2 separate regions of the Homo sapiens genome follow, and region 2 is linked to region 1. Evidence: read pairs that join two places in POLR2A ChIA-PET (ENCODE). Cell type or tissue: OCI-LY7. All regions are shown on one strand.

Evidence for each region. ChIA-PET counts read pairs that join two places held together with the same protein. Peaks named below come from ENCODE experiments on the same cell type or tissue, not always from the same donor. Only the 100,000 strongest peaks of a DNase experiment are listed, where the experiment ranks them.
Region 2: POLR2A ChIA-PET joins it to region 1 with 11 read pairs; 2 of 35 experiments call an interaction of 5 or more read pairs at or near these places.

The regions. Positions count from the first base shown.
Region 1 is chr4:123,461,681-123,465,680 of GRCh38, reverse strand. No RefSeq gene overlaps it. Among named protein-coding and RNA genes, the nearest start is that of TRC-GCA2-1, 45 kb to the left of the region's middle. RefSeq lists an enhancer at 382-3,408. In OCI-LY7, no CTCF peak of the experiment used is centred here; a DNase peak (open chromatin) is centred at 1,610; H3K4me3 peaks cover 1,028 bases; H3K27ac peaks cover 1,141 bases.
Region 2 is chr4:123,837,026-123,841,025 of GRCh38, reverse strand. The region is part of intron 4 of LINC01091 (long intergenic non-protein coding RNA 1091); the gene reads right to left. Among named protein-coding and RNA genes, the nearest start is that of LINC01091, 190 kb to the right of the region's middle. In OCI-LY7, no CTCF peak of the experiment used is centred here; no DNase peak of the experiment used is centred here.

The sequences.
Region 1 (4,000 bases):
ATTACAGCAACTGTCTTCTAACCAGTTTCTCTGCCTCGGGCATTCTATCCCTGTCTTCTAACCAGTTTATCTGCCTCCGGCCTTCTATCCGCAGCCAGTCTGTCCTGTACATTTCCAGTGAGTGAGTCTTCCTAGATGATAATATCACTACCCTGCCCAAACATCTTTCATGGCTTCCCAAAATCCAGAGGACAAAGATGTGTAAACGGATAATCATGGCCAGCCACAAGCAAATCCTAACCTACTTTTTAGATTCATCTCCTATGACATGCCATGCTAGCCAAACTGCTGTATTAGCCATACTCGAAAATGCTTTTATGTCTTTGGTCACTGTTCCCTAAAAGAGGACACATGCTCCATTGTCACTTCTCACCAAATACTCCCATTTCTTCAAGGCTTGTTTCAAGCCCCACCTCATCCCAATTCTAGGTCACTCTCACTTCCATTGCTTTCTGAAGCTTTCTGGGTCATGGCACTCCCTATCTCTACATATTTTCATTCAATCTAGTTTGATTATGCCTTATCATAATCAATTATACATTTATATTTAATTTCGGGTTTGGAGGTATTTGAGGAAGAGTGTCATATGATCTCTTAGAATGGTTACTCTTGTGGTGGCACACAAGAAACTATTGCAGGATCAGAATATAAGGTGATGAGGGAAAAGCAGAGATACGTGTATGGAAGCGCTGTGTACCAAACCAGATTGCGGAGCATGGTACAAAGTAAAAGAGAAAATACACTTGGATTTCAATATGAGAAAACATCACTAAGGCTTTATTTCATATGAAAAAGTGGGAATTAGCATGATTTTAGGAAAAACAGTGAGAACATTAATGCGGCCAGAAAAGATTGTTCCCTTAGGAATTTTGTGGTGAGATATTGTCAGATAAAACTGTTGATAACGAACTTCAGTGAGAAACTACACATTTAAATATGGCTATGTTCCAACACAAAATTATTTAATTCCCTAATAATTTCTGTGATGGGAAATTATAATTCAACCGAAGCACTGGCAAACAGAGCTGACTTTTATAGAACATTATCTTTAAATGATAATAAGCATGAGCATACAATCCCTTTGCTATTCAAATTGTCTACATTCATTTACTGCTTAATTCAGCTCTGCTAAGCATCATTATTCAAAATTCTACTTTAGGAAATGGAGAAACCAAACCCAGTTACTATAATAATCTGAATTTCCTCCATTATATTTCCCACAATTTTTTATGTTAATAATTTTTTCCAAAGGTGAAATGTCAATGACACTGATTTTAGCAGCCTGTATTTGCTAGAGCTGGTCTTTTTTCAGAGCCCCTATCTCATCAGCTTAAAAGTTCAAGGGGGTGTTAGTCTTGATATTTGCAGCAATGAAATGCAATGTTCCTGCACGTTTATTCTTTTCCTCTTTTCAGGTTTGCTTTTTTTGTGTTTATTTTCTCATGGTTTCAAAACTTACTCTGCCAAATTGTCAAGTCTGGAATTATTTTCTAGCACTGCAGTCATTGAAGCATAGTATTGTTTTGTTTGCCATCCGGAACATCCTCCAGTTCTACTCAGAGGGGAAGAAGAGGAGAAGAAAGGGGTAGCAGGTGCTGAAGTTCTATTCACAAGGGCACTGACCCTTGGCAGGGGCGTGACAGGGCTTTAAAATAGGATTAGACACCCAAACAAGAAAAAGGTCACACTTGACATTTCCACTGGAAATACCAATGCAAATAGAGCTGATCCTAGGGACATTTTTCACATACACACACACACACACACACACACACGAAATTTTGAGTTGGTTTAAGAGAAAAATGATAAATTTCAATGAATTTTTTTTAAACGCTTAAACAAGCAACTATAGGAAATAGAGCACAATAATAGCAACAAACATGCGTCAAAAATTCATGAGAAATGTCTTCTGTCTTCTGTTGTTTGTTATTTTTAAGGGTTCATTCTTTATTTTGTCATAAGAAGAAAACCAAGGATGGAGTTGATGGGGGAAGTGACATGAAGATCTGGACATGTTGATTTTGATAGATATATAAATTCTCATTATTTTTAAAAACTTAGTCCCTAATCATTGTCATCCCCATTTCTACTTGCAAATTGTCCCATCTGTCTCCTGAATAATAATAGAATAATGATAACATTTTATCTTCCAATTTTTCATTTCATATTAAAGTAGCTGGCCAGGTGCAGTGGCTCACACTTGTAATCCCAACATTTTGGGAGGCCAAGGCTGGAGAATTTCTTGAGCCCAGGAGTCCAAGACCAACCTAGCCAAAGAAGTGAGACCCTGTCTCTACAAAAAAAAAAATTAAAAATTAGCCAGGCATTGGGGTGTACACCTGTGGTCCCAGCTACTCAGGAGGCTGAGGAGGGAGGATCGCTTGATCTTGGCAGGTCAAGGCTGCAGCGAGCCATGATTGTGCCACTGAACTCCAGCCTGGGCAACAGACCAAAACCCTTTCTCAAAAAAATAAAAATTAAAAATTAAAGGAGCTGACCAAATCATCTGATACCAAACTAACATTTGGAGGCACCTGGAAGAGGAAATCTGTCACAAGCTGCTTCAATATCCACCAATCCCTCTTGAAGATTTCCACATCATCCACCAAAAAGGAGACTGTCCGTAAACCCACTGCATAATTCTGAAAAGTCATGAGCCTTCCAGCTCCAAAATTTTGTGCCTTCGTTCGCACAACTGAGACATGTATGTCCATTAACAACATTCCCAAAGTAAGCCAGACCAACACAGGTTTATTCCCAAAACAAAGAATTCTTAGAGGAGTAAATAAATTCTAGAAGCGTGCATGATACAGTTATTCAAAGAAGTCCAAGAAAAACATATCTGCTGTGTAGATTTCAATTTTAATATATTAGACATATATGAAGGGAAGTTCCATCTATACACAAATTGTTTGTTAAGATTCTTGAATGTGTGACTATGGAAAAAATAAAAATCAAATCTACCCTAGAGAAGCTAAAACTCCTGAAGTAAAGAACTGTCCTGAAATGGTATGGTGGGACATGAGGTTTGAGGTAGGGGCAGTAGATTCTACTTCACTCTCGTCCAGTGACTACAGGTTTTAAAACTGCCTACCATATTGAAATGATGTAATTTGCAGTATTTTATTAATCACAAGTCAACCAAGTTGTCAGAGTGTCTGGTATAAGATTACCTTGAGTTTTAACCAAAATCAAAAGTAGAGAAAAACAAAAAAGCAACCCTCCCCGGGGAAATATATGATTCCATTAAGTTATTTGAAATTATTGCAACACATTCAAAGACACTTATAAATACCTAGGTAAGCACCTAGGGACCCTATATCTCAAACTGTTAGAGCTTCTATAAACAGAAGCAACAACCACAAAGTTTGGCTGCACTGAGCCTAGAACATGCTTCACCACATTCCATTCTCACAAATTAAGTGTAATATAGTCATGCATTGCCTTATAACAGGGTTATGTCCGGAAAGATGTGTCATGAGACTGTTTTGTTGTTGCATAAACATCAAAGTGTCCTTACGCAAACCTAGAGGGTGTACACCCTACTACACACCTAGGCTACTGCTCCAAGGCTACACACCCGTACAGCATGTTACTGTACTGAAGACTGTAGGCAGCTGTAACTCAATGGTATGTGTGTTATCTAAATGTAACTAAATATATAAAAGGTACAGTAAAAATAAATATAAAAGTATACAGTGTTTTTAGAAAAACAAAACAGAAAAACAGGCTGGGTGTCGTGGTGGCTCACACCTGTAATCCCAGCACTTTGAGGGGCTGAGGTGGGCAGATCACAAGGTCAGGAAACTGAGACCATCCTAGCTAACATGGTGAAACCCCGTCTCTACTAAAAATACAAAAAAATTAGCTGGGTGTGGTGGCGTGCACCTGTAGTCCCAGCTACTCGAGAGGCTGAGGCAGGAGAATCGCTTGAACCAGGAGGCGGAGCTTGCAGTGAGCCGACATCGCGCCACTGCACTCCAGCCTGGCGATAGAGCGA
Region 2 (4,000 bases), 380 kb before region 1:
CTACACTAATAATTATAATAAAATGATATTTTCCGCCCTACGCTGCAATGAAAAATCATTGTCTTCTTATTTTCACAACAGGTTTTAATTGGATATTTTTGTTAAGAACCAGAGAATCTCTATAATGGTTGTACAGAATGAAGTGATCCCTAGAGTCCTTTCCAGATTAAAAATTCAATTGTCCTATATTTATAGATAAGGTGAATAAGGAATCTACTGTGGAATGATCCACCCTAGAATTCACAGTCCATAAAGTAGAATCAATTACTGAACTATAAACCTTAAGCACCAAAGCTTTGCAAGTTTAAAATGTAAAAAGGGGTTTTAAAGCATTACTTCACTTCATTAAGATAAGCCCAGTAGAAAATGAATAGGAAGATGTTAGAATTGGCAAAGAGAAGGAGTTTTTCCTGTCACATATTTTTTGAGTTCTTGTCCCAATGCTTCCATTTACTAATGATGTTTCCTAGACCAAGTCTCTGAACTTCCTAAAACTTAGAAAAAAACCTCCCCATTTCCTCATCTGTAAGTGGATCTAACAGTATCTCCATGTGAGCAGTGGCAAGGATTATGTGAGGTAACATGTCACAAAGTTTCAGTACACTGTACAGCATGAAGCAAACCTTTGATAAATATTTCAGTGCTCAGACCCATCTCTTTTTCTTCCTCTCCTTTTAATCCAATGAATAAACATATTTTCCACATAATGTTTAAGAAATTGGTATAAAATTCCCCTTAGGGACTGCATGTATTTAGAAATGCTCAGATTTATAACTATTTTGTTTATTGTTCCAGGGAACACAGTCAAGATTAGCCATGATCCCAGATTCATGATTATAGTTTAATAAGGGAAGCAATGCAGACACACATCCCATTTACAAAAATGAGAGCTATAATGATTACAAAAGTGAGGAGTAAATGAAAGGATCCAGAATTGTTAATATGTCGATGGTTTGGAGGTCATTGGATGTTAATTAGAGAAACTGTCCTGAAAGAAGTGGGCCTTATACTATAATATGAGAAGAAAAGGGATCTGATGAAACAGAGGGAAGCTGTTCTCTAGAGCAAACATTTGGGTTGACAGGGAGTTATCAAGGGCAAGTGGAACACAACTCTTAACTTGGGCATACCCCACCCAGACAGGTGGCTAAGACCCTCATACTACCTAGTGATCACCCAGAATAGTCACGTAGTTACTGCCTGAGTCTTCCCTAAGCCAGAAGTTATCCATGCTATGTGGGCTTTTTTATTTTCCTCACATCTCTCCATTCCATGCAAATGTACCTTTCCTGTATTTAAGTACAGCAATATACTCTTCTTCATTTTTGAAGTAGACTAGGCTCATCTAAAATGATAATATTTACTAACATGAATGTCTTTACCAAGTACAAATCTACATTATCCAAAAACGAGCTGTAATAAAAATTTTAATAAGCTTTCCTGGAGCTATCCTAGAATCCAATAATCAGAAAAAAATCAATTTGTAAACAAAAATGAAAATTTAAAATTGACAGTTTTCCTTTATAAATATGAACTAGCTTATACTTGAGAGATAAAATAAAGATGGTAAAATAATTGCATATATATTTATTTTAAATATTAATTTAATCTGAAATTCTATTAGCATTTACTTAGATAATGAAATACTTAACTGAAAAAAAATCTTACCTTTAGAGATAGCATTTAATAATTTACTACATGAAAAATTCAAATCACAGATGGTATAAAACAATCAAATGCAAAACAATTTTCCTTGAATTTCCAGACTGCTTCAGAAACACAAATAGAGGTTAATTTCTGTGCTCAAACATCATGCTCGAAACTGTCTACAAGTATTATCATGAAGGAGCATAATCTCAAAGCATTACCTAAAAACAATATGCTTGAAAAACCATCTACAGCTATTTCTTATCCGAGAAAAACAAAGAGCACGTACTACATAAGGCAGCAAAATGCCAGAGGTTAAAATTGAAAAAAGAGTACATGTGCATTTTTCTCTTTGACAATTTTTAAATATTAGAATGTTTATTCTTACTTTTAAAAGATAGATGCAAACCTCACTGAATTTAGTATTTTCATTACAAACATCTAGCAGCTTTCAGTAAACAATTAAATTATAACTCTTATTTACTCTTATATTGATAAGCAATCACACACAGCAAGCAAACTCAAACAAGAGGTAGGAGACACAATGACCCCAGCTAGTAAATATATTTGCTCTCTAATTAACATCTGAAGACTTCTAAGTTGTTATAAATTCATATATGCATTTTACATTCCAGCTTTAGCAAATGTGAGTCAGAGATGTATGAGGATGTGACAAAAGCCTCCTCCTGAGGCCACTGCTAAATCTAAGATCATCATCCTCTTGCCTTTGAAGGCTGGAAATGGGGAGACTCCATCACAAACACTTTTCTTCTGTGAGCTTAATCGATGCCACCTGTCCATCTAATACATTTCAGGAAATGACAGCCCTGCTGGGTGGATGCTAAGCCATTGTGACTTCATATTTCTGGCTGAGAAGTTTTGTTTGGATTTTTTTATAGACCTGTTAACCCTTGATGGATTTTACAGTCCTGCAGCACTGAATATAAACTATGGATTTTTAAATTGGGAGTGGAAAGTGTTGTTGGTGGGCCCACTGTGGATCAAAAGTCTTGCATGTATGTGTTTCCTTTGACCCAGAAACTCTAGGTCTGGAAATATAAAGGAAAGAATGGAGAATAAATATATAATTATGTGGATCTTCATTGCAGAATGATTTACAAAGGGAAATATTGACCTCAAATAACGTGTTTAAAAGTTACATCAAAGTAAAATGTTGTAAAATACAAGATGAATAGACTATTTTGCAGTCCCAATAAAAGTAATATTCTTAACATATTCATTCACATTGAAAATATTCATGCAATAGTTAGATGAAAAAGTGAGGTACAAAATGGTAGGTTAAATGTGATCTCATTTTTATTGCAAAGAATATGTGTGTGTGTGTATATATATACATGTATATGTACAATGCCAATCTCCAGAGAGAACTACTGTTTTATATATACATATACATACATACACTAAACTAATAAAAGTAAAATTAAATTACATTTGACCCATTTAAATTAATATAAATATATATGTCATATCATGAAAAAAACATCAGATTTAGAGGAAAGAAAAATATGTTCATATATGACTTTCTTGCTAAATTTCCGGGTGATCTTTGACAAGTAACAATTATAGTTACCATATTCATAAAATAAAATTAGAGGAGTAGACGATATCTGAAAGACCTTTCAGTTCTAATATTCTATCAGCAACCAGAAAATCCTTAATTTGGCTTAGAGCTTTGACTTCCTTCAACCATGCAAGACCCCACACCAGTTTCAGCAATGGTGTACCAGTTCCCCTGGACAGGGACTATGTCTTGCAAAAATATTTACTCTTTAAATAAGTCTTCATCACATAATAGCAGCTCAATAAATAATTGGAAATAAATCATTCTCCTAGCTATAGTCATATTTTCCTGAGCTTAGAAAAACTGTCCCAAGGTATTTTTTAAGTTTTATTGACTCATTACAAATAGTAATGACTAATCCAGTGTAAGATCTAGTGCTAATGTAAAAGCAAACTATAGCAAGACAGTAAGCCATTCCATGTTCTCTCCACATGAAAGAATGTGGCCTCCAAAAGCCACTGAACACCACAGTTCTTATGTTCTGTTAAAGCTGTACATCTTCCATATTGGCTCTATTTGATTCATGTTTTTGGTTTTGCCCTTTCTTTGTTCTTCAGAGGAACACAGAATTGTTTTGGTAGCTTAATCAGCAGAAGAACATAGAATTGTTTTGGTAGCTTAATCAGCTTCAGAAGAAGCCACAATAAGTGTACTGGTTAAAATGTTCAGTCAGCACATCTGTCAGCATGTTTCAAGTGAAACACGAAAGACTACATGGCTGCAGTCATAGCTTTAGGAGCGAGCAAGCCAAATGGGTAGCTACAGCACCCC